Linked DNA regions of Homo sapiens: region 2 is linked to region 1. Evidence: chromatin loops called from intact Hi-C (ENCODE). Cell type or tissue: OCI-LY7. All regions are shown on one strand. Links, peaks and the distances in the headings refer to the core of each region. The heading gives the core; the rest is flanking DNA.

Region 1 (8,594 bases), core at 3,371-5,870:
GATTCAGAATTTAACCTTATACCACTGGACTCATATTTTTGGGATCAGTGAATCATAATGTAGTTATTAACAATTTTGTGACCATTTCCAGGAACTAACTGTAACTGAGCCATTACAAAGAAAAAGCTGTTCAGTTATAGGGACCCAAAAATATACCAAATCAGTCAAGTGTTTATTGAATGCCTACTGTATGCCTGTTACTGTGCTATTCCACATGTGAAATAGAAAAGAAATCTTACCTATAGGTCTGATCCTCAAGGAATTTACAGTCTAGTTAGGGAGGGAATAATTTAAGAACTGGACTAATCTGTGATATAAATAAATACTTTAAAAATTCTTTAAAAATTATTTTTAGGATACTTATTGAGAGAAATGAGATATCAATGTGAGTAAGGAGCTTGGGTAGGGTCTTAAAGAGTTGAAATTAAACCTGGGAACATAATCCAAGTGGAAAGGAATTTTGTCAAGATGGAATAATTTAATCTAGCGCAATGTCTGATATATAGTACATGCTCAATAAGTATTAATTTGCTTGATGAATGAATCTCTTTCAACAAATTTATCTTCTAGTTTGCCAGTTCTCTCTTTACTGTGTCTAGTCTGCTGTTGAACTTGAAAATGAAATAAAAATGCTAAGGTCATGTTTTTCTTTTCCAGGATTTCTATTGGTTCTTTCTAAACTCACAATCCTCTACTCCACACTACACTCCTTAACCCTTTCCCTGCCTTATTTTTAGCCATAGCACCTACCGTATTCTAACATACCATGTAATCTACTTATTTTGTTTCTTATGTTTCTTCCCTTATTAGAAATATAACGAAGTCCAGAAAAGCAGGAATTTGTATTTGTTTCGTTCACTGACATATATCTCCAAACACTAGAACAGTGCCTGGGACATAGTAGGATCTCAAAAAATATTTGTCGGGGATCTCAAAAAATATTTGTCGGGGATCTCAAAAAATATATGTGTTGTCCATAAGTATGGAGGCAATAGTGAAACCTGCCAAATTAGATTGGGGTGGAGATGAGGTCCTTGTAGAGTCCAGTAGGAAATAAAATTTGGGGAGGGGCTTCATTATGGCCAGATTATATAGAGCATCCTGTGTTGAGGGGAGGTTTGGGGCTTCAACGTAGTAGGCATGTATATTATTTACAAAGCTGAGCCAAATATCCATAATTTACTTGTCATCTGGGAGACATCAGGAAATAGCAGAAAGAACTCTGGCTTTGGAATTGGAAGTATGCAAGTTGGAATCCTACTTCTACAGTTTACCAGCTATGTGGTCTTAGGGCAGTTACTTACTCTTGAAGATCCAGTTTTTTTTTTTAACTGTAAAGTGGTGTTAATAATCCCTACCTCATAAAGTTGTGGTGAAAATTAAGAGATAATATTGTAAGTAAAACCCCTAATACAAAGTGGGTGCCCAGTAAGTAGTTCTTAGACTACACTGACTGATTTGAAACTATTAGCATACTAAAATGTACTTTTTCTGTTTGGGGCACATTACTTAGAGTAGTAGGAAGAAGCAGAAAACATTGAGTATAGTATATTGAGGTAGAGTATTGTAACTGTGGTTTAGGAAAAATAACTACCAACTGTGAGTAAAAATGAAAAGGAAGATACTATATTTGGGTGTTTTACAGTCACGAAAAAAAAAAACCCACAGAAATAACTAGTATCTTTTCACTTCTCCAAAACGTTTTGAAACCTTGAGTTAATTAAGAAGGGAGAGGAAAATCCCCTAATAATACTAGAGTCACTAATAGTGTGGTCTCTGAAAGTACCGAACCACAGGGAAGTCACCGGGTTCTGGAGGAGATCAGCTTTCCTGGAGTGGTCCAGTCCTCATGGATATTCTCTTCTGGGTAGGACCTGCATGTTGACATGAACCTAGGGCACTAACTTGACCCTCCGCAGAAAAAACTTTCAATGTTAAGTCCTCTGCTTGCTAAAGGTCACCCAAGAATATTTCTCCTGGAGAAGCCTTGTGCATTTTCTTTTCTTTTCTTTTGTCTTTTTTTTTTAATTTTTTTTGAGATGGAGTTGTACTCTTGTTGCCCAGGCTGGAGTGCAATGGTGTGATCTCAGCCCACTGCAACCTCCACCTCCCGGGTTCAAGCGATTCTTCTGGCTCAGCCTCCCAAGTAGCTGGGATTACAGGCGCCCGCCACCATGCCCAGCTAGTTTTTTGTATTTTTAGTAGAGACAGGGTTTCACCATGTTGGCCAGGCTGGTCTTGAACTCCTGAGCTCAGATGATCCACCCGCCTCAGGCTCCCAAAGTGCTGGGATTACAGGCATGAGCCACCATGCCCAGCCTGCCTTGTGCATTTTCTATATAACTGGTTGTTAAAGATGTTATCCTTTTTTGCTAATTGACCCATGGATAAGGGGCCATCTGACAGCTTTGAGAATTTAGGATTAAGCAAACATTTATTTCTCTTAACTGGTTATTCCCTCTTATCAGATTATGAGAATTAAATAGCACACAATGCTTCCTTTTTGTTTCAGTTATCAAGAAACTCAGAGCACCATGTAATGCTTGATTACAATAACAAAAAGTCTAGGAGGACCATAAATTTACTTCCTCCTTGTATGCTATAGTTCAGTACTGTCGTTTTCTATTTTAAGTGGCTTGCTGTGTAGAGCATCTTAAAGGCTTTACAAAATAGCCTGAGTATACCTAATTTGGCATTTGACTAATTTAACATTTCCCCAGATGTGACTCAAACATTTTGTAAATGTAGTGAATTTAAAAGACCCAGGTGTCTAGCAGTAGGGACATGGTTTAATAAACTGTGGCATATTAATACACTGCATTTAGAATTTTTATCTTAAATTCTAAAGCAAATCTGTCACTGAGCCCTTATACAAGACTCAGTGCACAATGTATAACTGAACAGCAGTGAACATGAATGAATTTATGTTTCAACGTGAGTAACTGATATGGTTTGGATATTATTTGTCCCCTCCAAATCTCATGTTGAAATGTGACCTCTCATGTTGGAGGTGGGCCTGGTTGGAGGTGTTTTGATTAATGGGGGTGGATCCCTCATAAATGGCTTGGTGCCATCCCTGCCACTAATGAGTGAGTTCTTGATCTGTTAGTTCAGGTGGGATCTGGTTGTTTAAAGAACCTGGCATCTCCCCACTCTCTCACTTGCTCCCTCTCTTCATGTGACATGCTGGCTCCCCTTCGCCTTCCACCATGGTTATAAGCAGCCTGAGGCCCGCCTCAGAGACAGATGTGGACACTGTGCTTCCTGTACAGCCTGCAGAACCATGAGCCAAATAAACCTCTTTTCTTTATAAATTACCCAGTCTCAGGTATTTGTTTATAGAAATGCAAATAGACTAACACAGTAACCTGCAAAAAACATAATATGGAGTTAAAAAAGGGAGATGCAGCAAAATTCATTCAGTTAATACAACAGAAAATGCTGCTTGTCCCCCAGTATCTGCTTTCCATTTTTTTCCTCATAATAGACTTTTAGAAGGTTCAATGACCTCCCAGAAAGAAGACTTTATTTTCTTGCCTCTCTTGCAGCCAAATATGATCATATGACCAAGTACTTGGCCAATAGGATATCAGTGGAAGTGTGTGTGTGTGTGTGTGTGTGTGTGTGTGTGTGTGTGTAATTTAGAGGCTGTGCCGTTAAAGGGAGTGCCTTCCCTGGTTGTTTTCTCGTTTCCCTTTGCCTGACACGTGGGCCTGATGGTGAGGGCAACACCCTCTTGGTGGTAGAGCAGGAAGATTAGGGAGGGGTAGTGAGGGAGGAGTAGGGAGCCACCACTTCATCCCAGGAATACTTATGCACTGACTCTTCTGTGAAGGAAAGAGAAACTTGTCTAAGCCACCATTATTTTGGTCTTTGTTCCAGCAGCTACACCTGCTTCCTAATTCTATATGATACTATTTATGTAAGTTAAAATGAGCAAAAGAATATTTATTATGTATCTGCGGACATGTATATTTAGTAAACCTGGACTGGATACAGACTAAAATGAATGACAGTTGCCTCCGAGGTAGAAGGGAAGGAATGGGACCAGGGAAGGAGGAAATACAGCCTACTTCCTCTCTTTACACTAAGCCACAAGGGATTCTCTCTTTTCTGTGTGTCGTGCTCAGTCAACTATGTCAGAGTAGGACAGTCAATTCAATGATGAAGAATCTGTATGTTTGTGATCTTTGTGATTGCTTTATGCCACGCGGTTTTCTGTTGGCTTTTAACAGTGACTTTTACCCCATATGAAGTGATTGGATTAAGAGAAAATAGTGGCTCACCCTTAAAACAAATGTGGAGGACAGAGCCATGGCTGTCATAACAGGAGTGAGCTATGAAATAGACCTGGGAAAACAGATGCTATTGCAGTTTGATGGTAAGGCCTGTGGCACAGGTGTTGCTGGCAGGCTGCAAGAGGCCCCAACAGGGGGCCTTCTCCATTTGCCCAGACTCTAGACAATGCCATTGCTGGCTCAAAAGCTGAAATCGTCAGCAGCCTGGGTGACTGTCTCTTGGGGTCAGGCTCACGTTAATCAGGCTCAGAGAGCCTGAGGCTAAACCAGAGTGCCAATCGATTAATTTATGATAAGAGATTTGGCTGTTGCAGAGCAGAATGTATGTTCAGGCTGAGCAGAGCATTTTTTTTCTGAGTAGGCAAGTAGCAGGGGACCCCAGGTTGTCATCAGAAAGTTGCTTAGAAAGGACAGAGGAAGAACAGAGGCAATTGGTTATGGTATGCTCATAAATAGACTGGAAAAGCCTGATGGGTCCATCTCCTTGCTGGAATAGCCTTGACTCCACCTCTCCCCACTAACAGCCACTGTATCCTTTCCTTTATCAGTGGTTACATGCATGATCTCATCATCTGACTTTTGGAGTCAGCCTTTCTTCTCTCTCTCTCTCTCTTTTTTTTCCCACAGTATTTTTTTCAAACTAGATTCCACAGAATGGACTGGGTTTTCCCTAAACGAATCTCAGGTGCATTCCAGGTGAGTCACATTGCAGTTTGGGGATTCCCAGGCTCTTAAGGGCATACAAACAGCTCATCTGGTTTACTCCCTCAATTTGCCAGTTACATCCAACATATGACAATTTTGCTGGCTAACACTGAGGGAACCTTCATTCTCTTACCTCTAAATCTATGGGGGCCCTCACTGTCCACTTCCCTATTCCAGGTACATTCCATGATGCATTTAGTTGTATTTCTGAATGCGGTTCTTCTTGTCACATGGCAGTCCTTCTGTCTTCCCACTTGTCCCTGCTTTCACTCTGTTTACCTAAATGTGGAAGTGCCTAAGGGGCAGTCCTTGCTCACATAACTTTGGCTCTCTGATGTGTGGCTTTAGAGATCATTTGTGCACAGCTAGCTTCCAGGTCTTTATATTCAGTCCTGAATGTATTCTTACAATACAGTCCTAAAAGTCACTCCTTTTATAAGTAGTTGTTGGACAAGATAATACATATGATAGTACAAAATTCAAAAGTTAGAAGGCAAACTGAAAAACCGGCCTCCCTTTCTCCCTGGAGATAAATGTATTCCATTGTCTTCTCTGGAGACAAATACACTCATCAGTTGAGCCATTTCTGCCTGAATGTGCCATGCTGTATTTAAAATCAGCGTATGTAATAACGCAGTTGGCACTGTTGCTCTAGAGTGCCATCAACACCCACCTAGATGTTGAGGTGCCCTCCCTTCTCACATTGCCTAATGGTTCCCCGGAGAACCTTGAGAACCCCACTGCTATAGTATAAACTAAAAGAATGGCTGCTGGAATTTCCTTACGATGCTTTTTTGCTTTTGTAGAATTCACCTTCAGTTAGCTATGAACTCTCAGAGGATAGCAATTGTTGTATGCTGTTTCTGGCATATCCCCTTTAGTGCTTTACACAGTCTTATACATACAGTAGGGTTTTTTTTTGTTGTTGTTGTTATTTTAGGTAACATTTTTTGAACTTTTTTTGTTAGTTTAGGTAATGGGTGTAGGCATTTGTTTTTAAAAACATCAAAAAAAGTAACTGCTGGCAGAAAATGTAATGAAAAGAAGATGAGCAGCTGCCTGTTGTATTATGTATTATGATAGCTTAGTACCTTTAAATTTTTTTTTCTGAACTTATTTTTATTTTTGAGAACAGAGTCTCACTCTGTCACCCATGCTGGAGTGCAGTGGTGTGATCTCAGCTCACTGCAGCCTTGACCTCCTGGGTTCAAGCAATCCTCCCACTTCAGCCTCCTGAGTAGCTGGGACCACAGGTGCGCACCACCGCAGCAGGCTAATTTTTGTATTTTTTTTTACAGAGACAGAGTTCCACTTTGTTGCCCACGCCGGTCTCGAACTCCTGGGCTCAAGTGATCCTCCTGCCTTAGCCTCCTAAGTAGCTGGGATGACAGGCATGTGTCACCACGAGTTTAGTGCCTTTTTCAGTGGAACTTCTTTCCTTGTTCTCTGATAGTGTACCACTGTCCTACCTCAGCACATCCCACGACACTGCCTGAGCTCCTTTCCTCCTTACCACTTACAACATACTATTTAACGCATTTATCTTATTTTTAAACATCTTTCCCCCTGCTAGAATGTAAGCCCTATGAAGGGAGGGCAGGATTTTTGTCCCTGTTGTTGACTCTTATGTTCCCAGAGCCTAGCATATGGTAAGCTGCTCAACAAATATTTGTTGAATGTATAACCTGGTGAGATACCAATTGTTTATGTTGTCATTGAATTGATTACCATCACCAATCCTAGATTTCTCTTTGTTCTGTCCCCCACTGATACTAGGTATCAGTGCTTTGAGACCAGGAAGACATTTTTCGTTTCTCTGCAAACAAAACCTGTAGTTTGGGGCTGAGTGACTTAGAGGCATGTGGAAGGAAGAAAGAACATAATCAGTGGTGCTAGAACACAACGCCTTGCTTGGGCTCTGCTGTCAGTGCCTGACATATTCTCCAAACAACACTCCCCACTTGTATTTTACTAGCCTAGTTTGAGTACCTCTTTTTTTTTTTTTGAGACGGAGTCTCACTCTGTCGCCCAGGCTGGAGTGCAGTGGTGCGATCTCGTCTCACTACAACCTCTGCCTCCTGGGTTCAAGCAATTCTCCTGCATCAGCCTCCTGAGTAGCTGGGATTACAGGCACCCGCCACCATGCCTGGCCAATGTTTTTGTATTTTTAGTACAGCTAGGGTTTCGCCATGTTGGCCAGGCTGGTCTCCAACTCCCGACCTCAGGTGATCTGCCCACCTCGGCCTTCCAGAGTGCTGGGATTACAGGTGTGAGTCACCATGCCTGGCCTTGAGTACCTTTAATAAAGGTGATTCATGTCCCTATTTGTTATTTCCACCACAGAGTATATCATTTTTCGTGGCTTAATTTTTCTTTTTTAAAAAAATTTTTGAGACAGGGTCTTGTTATGTTACCCAGGCTGGTCTCGAGCTCTTGTGCTCAAGCAGTCCTCTCACCTCAGCCTCCCAAGTAGCTGGCACTAAAGGTACATGTCGGCCGGGCGCAGTGGCTCACGCCTGTAATCCCAGCACTTTGGGAGGCTGAGGGCGGGTGGATCGCTTGAGGTCAGGAGTTTGAGACCAGCCTGGCCAACATGGTGAAACCCCTTCTCTACTAAAAATACAAGGATTAGCTGGGCATGGTGGCGTGCACCTGTAGTCCCAGCTACTTGGGAGGCTGAGACAGGAGAATTACTTGAACTCGAGAGGTGGAGGTCGCGGTGAGCTGAGATCGTGCCACTGCACTCCAGCCTGGACGACAGAAAGAGACTCTTGTCTCAAACAAACAAATAAATAAAGGCACATGTCACCACACCTGGCTCAATCTCTCCTCTTTTTATGGTTAATATCTCTTTTGATTCTTTTGCTTAGATGCTGTCACTCTGATATTAAGGAGAAGGCCAGTTTATTGCATTTGAGTTTGAGCTTTAACTAGGTTATTTAGTCTCACACAGAAAAATTCTGTTTTGTGGCCACATTTTGCCCATGTAGTCAGGCAGCTGCCATGAATATGTGAACCTTGGGCTCCCTTTCCTGAGAGGGCAGCCAAGTAGACCTTGGCATAAATACAGAATTGAGAGGATGCTGGCTAGTGACGCGGGCTTTTTGGTAGGGGCTGCCTGGCCACCTTGCCTCAAGTGATCTCCTACTGTCACTGTGGATGTCACATGCCTCCTGGCTGTGCCACTTACTAGTCAGATCCTTAATTAGTTCTAAAATGGATTTCATGTCCTTTGTGAGAACGGAATTCACCAAGATGATATCAGGGAAATCTCATTACCTTATAAACACAAAGAGATCAGATCAACAGATCTTACTTTGCTGAAGAGTTGGGCTTTTGTCCTCTAGCTGGCGAGGAGCCATTGGAAGCCTTTAAGCCAGCAGAGGTGTTTCTTTTAGAATGACTATCCTTGCAGTGGTTTTCAGGTAAAGTACTGAGGAGTGTGAGATGGATGCAGGGAAGGCAAGAAGCTGTCAAAGAAAAAGTTTACCTGAGGCTGGGTGCGGTGGTTCACGGCTGTAATCCCAGCACTTTGGTAGGCTGAGGCAGGCAGAACACCTGAGGCCAGGAGTTCGAGACCAGCCTGGACAA
Region 2 (8,594 bases), core at 2,489-4,988, 250 kb before region 1:
GGCTTTATACCATCCCTTCTCCCAGGAGGACCCTCTTCTTGCTTCCTCACTTTTAAAACATATAAACTAATTCTTATAAGGCTCAGCAAACAGGAGCCTTATCCTTATAAGGCACAGCAAATCTCTTCTAGGATGCCTCCCCTACTATGACTCACCCACACTTTGACAATCAACAGCAGTATGCTCTCAGAGTGGCCTGTGTATAGTACCATCACTAACTTAAAGTATTTTTAACCACTAATATTATCAAATCTCCGAGAATGAGTTCCTACCAGGTATGGACTGGACTTTAAAAATTTTGTAATGGATGTTATTCTTCCTTTATCTCTTTGAAAATCTTCCAGATTTAGACAGTGAGCCAATAATACATTTGTCCCTGGTCCTAAGTCTCTCTCTGCTCTCCTGCCTGCCACTCTGAACAGAAGCAACATCTTTTTACTGTCTCTGTTCATGGGCAATCTCTGACTTCACAGTCAGGGATCATTTCCTCCATTCACTGAATGTTTTAATCCCATTATCTACAGAAATACAATTCCCAGCCATCTCTACCTTTTTCTGGACCTAAGAGTCCAGAATGTCCATAACTATAGGCCTGTAACTAATAATCCTCACTTATTGTCTGATCTGTTTCTGGTCCAGAGATTTATACTTTCTTGACCACAGATATGTCTAATTTTTTACTTTATTATCACTTTTAAAGAAAGGAGATATGAATTTAAAGTATGAAATCAGAGCCATCTTGACGAGAAGCCCTCAAGTTTAAATTTTATGACTATTACACAACCTTTTAGATCGGGGTCAGCAAACTACAGCCCATGGGCCAAATCTAGCATACTGCTTATTTTTAGTATGGCCTGGAGGCTAAGAATGGTTTTTACATTTTTAAATGGTTGAAAACAATTTAAAAAATATTTTGTGACATATAAAAATTATGTGAAATTCATATTTCAGTGTCCATAAACTTTTATTGGAACACACCCATGACCATTCACTTATGCTGTTCCAGTTACTGACTGTTGTGCAACAAACAACTGCAAAATTTAGTGGCATAAAACCACCACCACTTTATCACTTCATGAATTTTGTGGGTCAGGAATTCAGATAGGCACAGCAGTGATGACTTTTTTCTACTCCACAATGTATGGGACCTCAGTTGGGAAGATTCAAACAGCTGGATCATCTGGAGACGTCTTCACTCATCTGGCATCTTTGACTGGGATGGCTGGGCTTAGCAGAGACTACCTCCAGAGTGCCTATCTAAGGCCTCTCTGGCATAGGTGGCTTCTCAATAGTCAAACTTCTTACATGGCAGCTCAGGAGTCCTAGTATGAGTGTTCCAATGAACAAGGCAGATTGCCTTTTATGATTTAGCCTCAGAAGTCTCATACTCTATTGTATTGAAGTAGTCACAAGCTCACCCAGATTTAAGTGGAAGGAGGCACAGATCCTACCTCCCGAGGAGAAGAGAATAAAAAAATTTGCAGCTGTGTTTTAAACCTTCATTTATGGGTTTCACATCATTTTATTGCAAGGATCCAGGATTAATGACTGATTTAAAATGTGATACACATCCAGGTCTCAGAGCATCCAAGCTTCAAAACAATTTAGCTTCACAAGAGGACCATCATCAGGGTCATGACATGTGAACAATTTTAATACTTTCCTATTTGCTTCTGGTCAGTCTTTAATTCCAAACACATAGAACACATGTGTTTTTAAGTGTTATAGGAGTAGACTGGTGCCTTAAAAAAGAGTAATTTGTATCTGTGTGATAGATAGCAAAAATGGCCCCAATTCTTTATCCATGCCCTTTCCTTATGGATGCTCCTTGAATCTGGACTGGCTTTGTGGCTTGCTTAGGGCAATCGAGTACAGTATGAGGTGATGGTGTGCCAGTTCAGAGCCTAGGCCTCAAGAGGCCTTGCTGCTTCTATTCACTCTTAGAAACCTGACCAACTACCATGAGAACAAGTCTGGGCTAGCCTGCTGCAGGATGAGAGATGCATAGCTCTGTGCTCCTACCTCCTACCACTGCCCCAGTTGACAGCCGTTGGACTTCAAAAGCAGAGCTCCCTGCTGACCTGTAGTTGACCATAGGCATAAGGGGAGACCAGCTGAGAACAGCAGAACTGCTCAGCTGAACCCAGCCCAAATGACTGACCCATAGAATGAACTAAGTAATTACTATTTTAAGCCACTAACTTTTGAAGTGGTCGTTATACAGCAATAGTTAACTGACAGAATTTGAAACACAGCTTTTAATGATTAACTGTAGAGTGGAAATTTCATCACAAACCTCAGTCGTACTACACTAAATCACTTTGGGTACTAATTTTCCAAAGTAGGCATTACTGCTGGGATCCACAGAGGAAGGCACTGTAGCTAATGCCAAGATCACAGATGGGTCAAGCACTTGACCCAAAAGAAGTACATAACAGCAGCCATACGAGTAGCAAATGTCACTCTATCTGGAAGTTTCTAATCCTGTCTGATGCCAAGGCAGCCATAAGGTACCTCCCCTGTCCAGAGATAAGCGTGGCACCTGCAACCAGTGGTTAACTATTTAACTGGAATGTCAGAGTAACACATCAGAGCACCCCTATAATCCCAGCACTTTGGGAGGCCGAGGCGGGTGGACCACAAGGTCAGGAGTTCGAGACCAGCCTGGCCAACATGGTGAAACCCCGTCTCTACTAACAATACAAAAATTAGCTGGGCGTGGCGGCAGGCACGCATAATCCCAGCTACTTGGGAGGCTTAGGCAGGAGAATCGTTTGAACCTGGGAGGCAGAGGTTGCAGTGAGCGGAGACTGAGCCAGTGCACTTCAGCCTGGGAGACAGGGCAAGACTCTTTCTCCAAAAAAAAAAAAAAAAATTAGTTTATATTAGGTTGAACCATATGAAACTGCCATTGTTGCAAGTCAAAATGTTTGCATATCAGCAATTTCATAGGGTTCAATCTAATACTGCAGGATTTGGCTCATGAACAAAAATAAGCAAAAAATAAAAGCTTCCTTCCTTTGCTTCTCTTAGTCTCCAAAGCCCTCACATATTCTAGAGAAGTTTAATTCCTATGAACTTTTAAGGACATATATTAAGAAATACATAAAGCCTCGCTTATAAATACATTTTTTTTTCTCAATTCAAAACACCTAGTTTCCTTTAGGAGTTGTATTCCACTTACCAGACTTAAGGTAATTAGCCTGTGGGTCCCCAGTGGAGTATTAGGTCTCTCTACCTACATCTCAAATTTCTAGATCAGATCTGAGCACCCTCTTTTCATGTGCCATTTGTACACGGCGAACCAGGATTCCAGAATGTTGTTTAACACAAGAGGAGGTTGTTGACAAAAAAGTATTCTGATTATTACTATCAGTGTGTGCTTGGTGTCAGTGGGGGGAGGATATATTTGATTTTATTCTAGTTTCTGCTTTTTCTGCCCCAGAGTTGCAACCAGATGGCTAGACTATCATCTCTGGGTCTCTTGTCAGTCAGAGCAGGAGAAGCCTAAGAGGCAGGATTCCTACCCCTGCATATGTGACTAGAGTGGTGAGGCAGTTTTCCTCCATCTTCCTGGGCAGCCACAACAAGACCCTGTGAGGAGGCGCAGGTGCTTCGAATAACTGGCACTCTCCCAGGCCACAGCCGAAGCCACATGCTCAGAACAGAGGCTCAATTTTAATCCTTCTGAGACACCATTTCAGGGATTGGCCAATATACAAACATGTAATCAATGTAATGCTTTTGTGTGCTCGTGTGGGTCTTGAGCTTGTGAATTTTTTGCATTAACGGTTTTAGAATTTTCTGCCTAGAAATTTTTAGAATTACCCAAGTATAAACGCAGTCTTTTTTATGGTAAATGTTATTTCATGAGAAACACTGCATACATAATTTCAGCTTCAATGGTCAGAAGATCCTGTGCTTTCAAGCTTACTGTTAGAAATGCAAAACAGGGACACCAAAACTCCATCATCCCACCTCAGTTCCCTCAGTACAGGATGTTTCCCTCCTTCAAAGGTTTTTTATAAGATCTTTCGTCCAGTGTATTTTACATAACCAGCTTTCTCTATTTCCCAAAGAAAATTATTGCACAGTCTAATTAAGTTTTCCCTTAGGAAACACCACTCCTGACACACAAAGGAAGACAAAACAATGGTGGCAGACTGTGGAAACAGAAATATTTCATTTTTACCAGCTGAAAAACTATAAAAATTAAAACTACCCCTAAGCTATTAATATGCAACGATTTGAAATATCAGCAATTCACAGGAGACTGGTAAAAAGTCCTTTGTTCATTTACTGTTTTTATCAAGTTCTGAATTCAGAACCCCACATAACTACTTTGACAACTGATAGCATCACAACCACCTAAAAACAAGTTCAGAGCGTTCCGTTGTAGACAGTATAAATGATGCTTGTTTTTGCATGATCTGTCTCAGAAGTACAGCCAAGGAGGAACTAAGTCTCACATGTTCACTCTCACAGGGCCCATCAAAGAACTCAATAAAGATCTGATGAAGGAACTTAGGCTGGAATTTGGAAAATGTGGATAACACCAATTTCTAGTCCATTATCATATTATTTTTATTATAATGGCTTTGTAGTAAGTTTTAATTTGATAAAGCAAACTCCCCTCACAAATTTTCCTGCTTCTGGGGCATTTATTCTTTCCAAAATGCAAACCTGATTATGATACTTGATGTAAAACCCTTCTGTTGCTTCCCAGTGCTCACAGACTCCCTTTTAGGCCCCTGCAGAACTGCGGTTTAGTAGAGTGGAGAGTGCGAGTTTAGGGTGAAATCTGACTGCTCAACAGGAGAGTCACTGCCACCATCAGAGAACCTCTCTCTCTGACCTGGTTCCTTACCAGGCTCACTCTCTCCTTTAAATATGCATTGAACAAATAATGGTTTTTGCAAGGGTGCTGTGTAAGGGGTTCCCAAGATCACCCCTAGGTTCAGTGATTCACAAGGAAGACTCACAGGATTCGGCATATAATCATACTCATGGCTATGATTTATTACACTGTAAGGATACAAAGCAAAATTAGCAAAGGGAAAAGGCTCATGGGATGCAGTGCAGGGGAGACAAGGCACAAGCTTCTAAGAGTCCTCTCCTAGTGCATACACAGAACACAATTTCCCTAGCAACAAGTTGTGATGATACATGTGAAATGTTGTCTACTAGGGAAGCCCACTAGAGACTCTGCCCCAGGGTTTTTATTGGTGACTGGTCACATAGGCACCCTCTGACTGGTACAGACCAAAATTTTAGACTTCAAGAAATAAAGCAGGTATTCAGCATAAACCATATTACTTGTATAAACAATTCCGGCACAATGAGCCACCCTTATCCGTTCTGGGAAGGTCAAGAACCATCCCCAAAATAAAGTTCTTATTCGCCAGCCCAGAGTCAACCTTGTAAGCAGGCCTTTTCAAAGTCAGGTCTGCTATGATAACATTTTTTTTTTTTTTGTTGCACAGATGCCAATCATTAGCTTGGCTGGGCACCTACACATTCTGCCCAGACCTGGATGGGGTAAACAAAACTGTGACAGTACTCTGAGCAGGGGACTAAGGGAACAGGAATAGAGGAACACCCATCCTTTTCCAGTGGCTTGAAAGAAGGGGCAATGAGGACTGCTTCTTGGGAGAGGCAATGCCTGAGCCCAGTTTGAACATGATAGATATTGTGGTGTCCATAGATTTAAATGCTAACCAGGTAAGTGAGCTTGGTAAATTAATGAGACTAAGCTGTATCTCAGAAAGTGAGTTACCCATATGGACCAGGGCTATTAATCACTTTGATTCCCTGCTTTAAACTTTGTATGGCTTCTAAATCTCCTGCAAAGCATGCAGCTCTGTCAGAGGTGGTGCCAACCTAATTTTCCAGTCCTACCTGTGATACTCTGCCCCTTCAGTCTCTGTGGTCCCAACATCCGGTATTCTTTTCAGTGCCTGGAGTATGTTCCTTTCTACCTCCAATACTATCCTACCCCCTACTCTGGACTGCTCATCATCACCCTATCCTACTTCACATGGCTATCTCCTAGTCATGTCAGATTTCAATCCAAACAACATTTCCTCAGGATAGCCTTCTGTCCCCTACCCCAGAGTAGGTAGGGACCCATGTCATTTGCTTCCCAGCACCAAGTAACTTCTCCTTTATCACTGTGGGCACATTAAAGTCCATTTCCTTACACATTGACACTTCAAGAGGGCAGAGACTATGCCTGTGTTGTTCACTGTGATAACCACAGAGCCTAACACGGTGCCTGGTACATACTGGGCACTCATCAAACATATGAATGAAGAATGAATCAGGGCTCACTCCCCTTCCCCAACACTACACACCTCCTGTGTCTAAGGCACATGGCCTAAGCTAGGTCGACAAGTCAGCCAAGTGTTTTGACAGAGGTATTGGGAAAGAGGCACTGCATTGCTACAGATACAGTCTGCCTGAGAGTGAAACTAAATCACAGGAACACACAGGTGAGAAAAGGAGATTTGGGGCTGCAATAACAGCCTGGATGTTGCCATTCCTAAAGTCAGCAGCCTGTGGACTTCATTTACCAGTAAACCCTCTTTCTGTTACTTAGGCTAATTTAAGTCAGGACTCTGAGATGTATAACTAAGAATCCTTATAGAAAAATAGTAACTGGAATTAGGCACGTGGTTGGTCCTAAAGAACAAGAGAAAGACTACCAGGAAGCCTAACTTGTGATGTCCCAAGCTACTGGCCTAGGGAGTCCTTACAGTTCCTTAAATTATAAAAAGGGTTGGTTATTGTTCAGGGAGAAAAGATGCCCTGGCTGGGAAGTAGAGCACAAGCATCCTGGCTGGTCATTATCCTAAAAACTACTTTATTTGTGGAAACTCAAACCAGATCTCCCAATAGGCTACAGAGAGACAAAAATCTCCCTTATTTTCAATGGGGGTAGATATAATTATTGCAAATAAAAAGCTTGAATATCACTTCAAACTAGATTCTAAACCACATTAATAAAGCATTGGCTGGATAAGCACTTGAAAAAGAAAACAGTCACTAGCAGCCAGCATAGGCTCTCTAAGAACATGACACACCCAACTTACTTTAGGCTCTTTTCTGTTCCAGTCACTCATTTATTGAGAAAATTGTTTATAGGTACAGTAATACGTGGAGGCAGCTGACAGGATTTTCCTGCTGATAGATTAAAAAAAATGCAGGCTGCAGGCAGGTAATCCTGAAGGTAGGAGTCTTCTGGTGGGACACAGAGCTATGCCCTTGGCCCTATCTTGATCAAAACTTTGATGAGTAACATAGATGAATTTAGGGTTATTGACCCTAAGAGGGATAACATTCATCAAAGAAAAGAGGAGAATTCAAAAGCAAATATTATAAGCAAAAACAGGATGAAATTTAACTAGAACATATGTAAAGTCACTGCAATTAAATTGTTTCCCAAATACAGGATGATAGCAGTTTCAGCTTTTGATGTCAGTAAACACCACAGTTTAGTGATGCAGCTACTAAACTCGGGCTGAATTCAGAAACATAATGTCTACCTCAGTTGGACAACAACTGGACAACCATGTTCCAATCTGAGTACCATTAATGGTGACCAATGAAAGTGCATCCAGAGAGGGGAACCAAGACTAGAAAAAGTTTGGGGATCATATCACATAAATGACCATTGAAAGGGTGAGAGATGGTGTAGCCGCCTGGGAAAGCAAAGACAGAATCCTATAAAACTGAAAATATCCAAACCCTATGACCCAGCAATCCTATTTCTAAACATATATCTGGAGAAACTCTCACAAATTTGCACAATGATCAACATAGAACTGTTTATAAAAGCAAAATTCAGAAAGTAGTTAGGTTTCCATCAATAGAACGGCTAGACAGAATAAGGTTCATTCATACTCTGGAATACTTTGCAGCAGTTAAAAACAATGAAGTGGGTCTATAATCAATCAGGATAGACTAAGTTTGCCAAGGTAACAAAAGGAACCTAAAATCTGAGTGGCTTAACACAACCAAAGTCTGTTTATTCCGTATGCTACATATTTAAAGTGAGTTGGTAGGAGAGCTTATTGTAGTTATTCTTGACCTAAGCTGTCAGAAGCTCCATCTCTACCGGCCAGGGGAATGGAATGTGGCAAATCTCATATTAGCTCTTAAAATTTCCATTTGGAAGTGCATTCATTACTTTTACTGACATTTCAATGACCAAAGCAAGTCACAGGGCCACGCCTAACCTCAAAAGGGACAGGAACTACAATCCTACCACATGCCCAAATGGCAGACAGCCAAAAACATCATGTGACATATAATAATACATACTATGCAAAGATTAATAGAAAACATATGAAAAGATCTAAGATATTTTGCTGTGTAGAAAAAACAGACACATTCATAATACCACCATTTATGTAAATTAAAACATAGATCCAAAACAAATCTATATATCGTTTATATCTATCTATCTATCTATCTATCTATCTATCTATCTATCTATCTAATCTATCTGAAACTGAGGAGGGAGGAGGATGACATTAGAAGAGGTGACCAAAGGAGAAATAAGCATTTCTGTAATGTTTTAGTCCCTTTATTTA

Evidence for each region. A loop is a pair of places that touch in the nucleus more often than their neighbours do. Peaks named below come from ENCODE experiments on the same cell type or tissue, not always from the same donor. Only the 100,000 strongest peaks of a DNase experiment are listed, where the experiment ranks them.
Region 2: a loop joins it to region 1, with 5 times the contacts of the local background. A loop is called at or near these places in 1 of 110 quality-filtered maps.

Annotation. Positions count from the first base shown.
Region 1 is chrX:46,706,944-46,715,537 of GRCh38, reverse strand. The region is part of intron 1 of SLC9A7 (solute carrier family 9 member A7); the gene reads left to right. Among named protein-coding and RNA genes, the nearest start is that of SLC9A7, 48 kb to the left of the region's middle. RefSeq lists enhancers at 1,294-1,393, 4,388-5,587. In OCI-LY7, for the core only: CTCF peaks have their summits at 4,189 and 4,400; DNase peaks (open chromatin) are centred at 4,127 and 4,417; H3K4me3 peaks cover 1,757 bases; H3K27ac peaks cover 2,500 bases.
Region 2 is chrX:46,957,120-46,965,713 of GRCh38, reverse strand. All of the region lies in intron 1 of JADE3 (jade family PHD finger 3), which reads right to left. Among named protein-coding and RNA genes, the nearest start is that of JADE3, 49 kb to the right of the region's middle. RefSeq lists an enhancer at 1,896-2,075. In OCI-LY7, for the core only: no CTCF peak of the experiment used is centred there; DNase peaks (open chromatin) are centred at 3,623, 3,943 and 4,443; H3K4me3 peaks cover 1,665 bases; H3K27ac peaks cover 2,080 bases.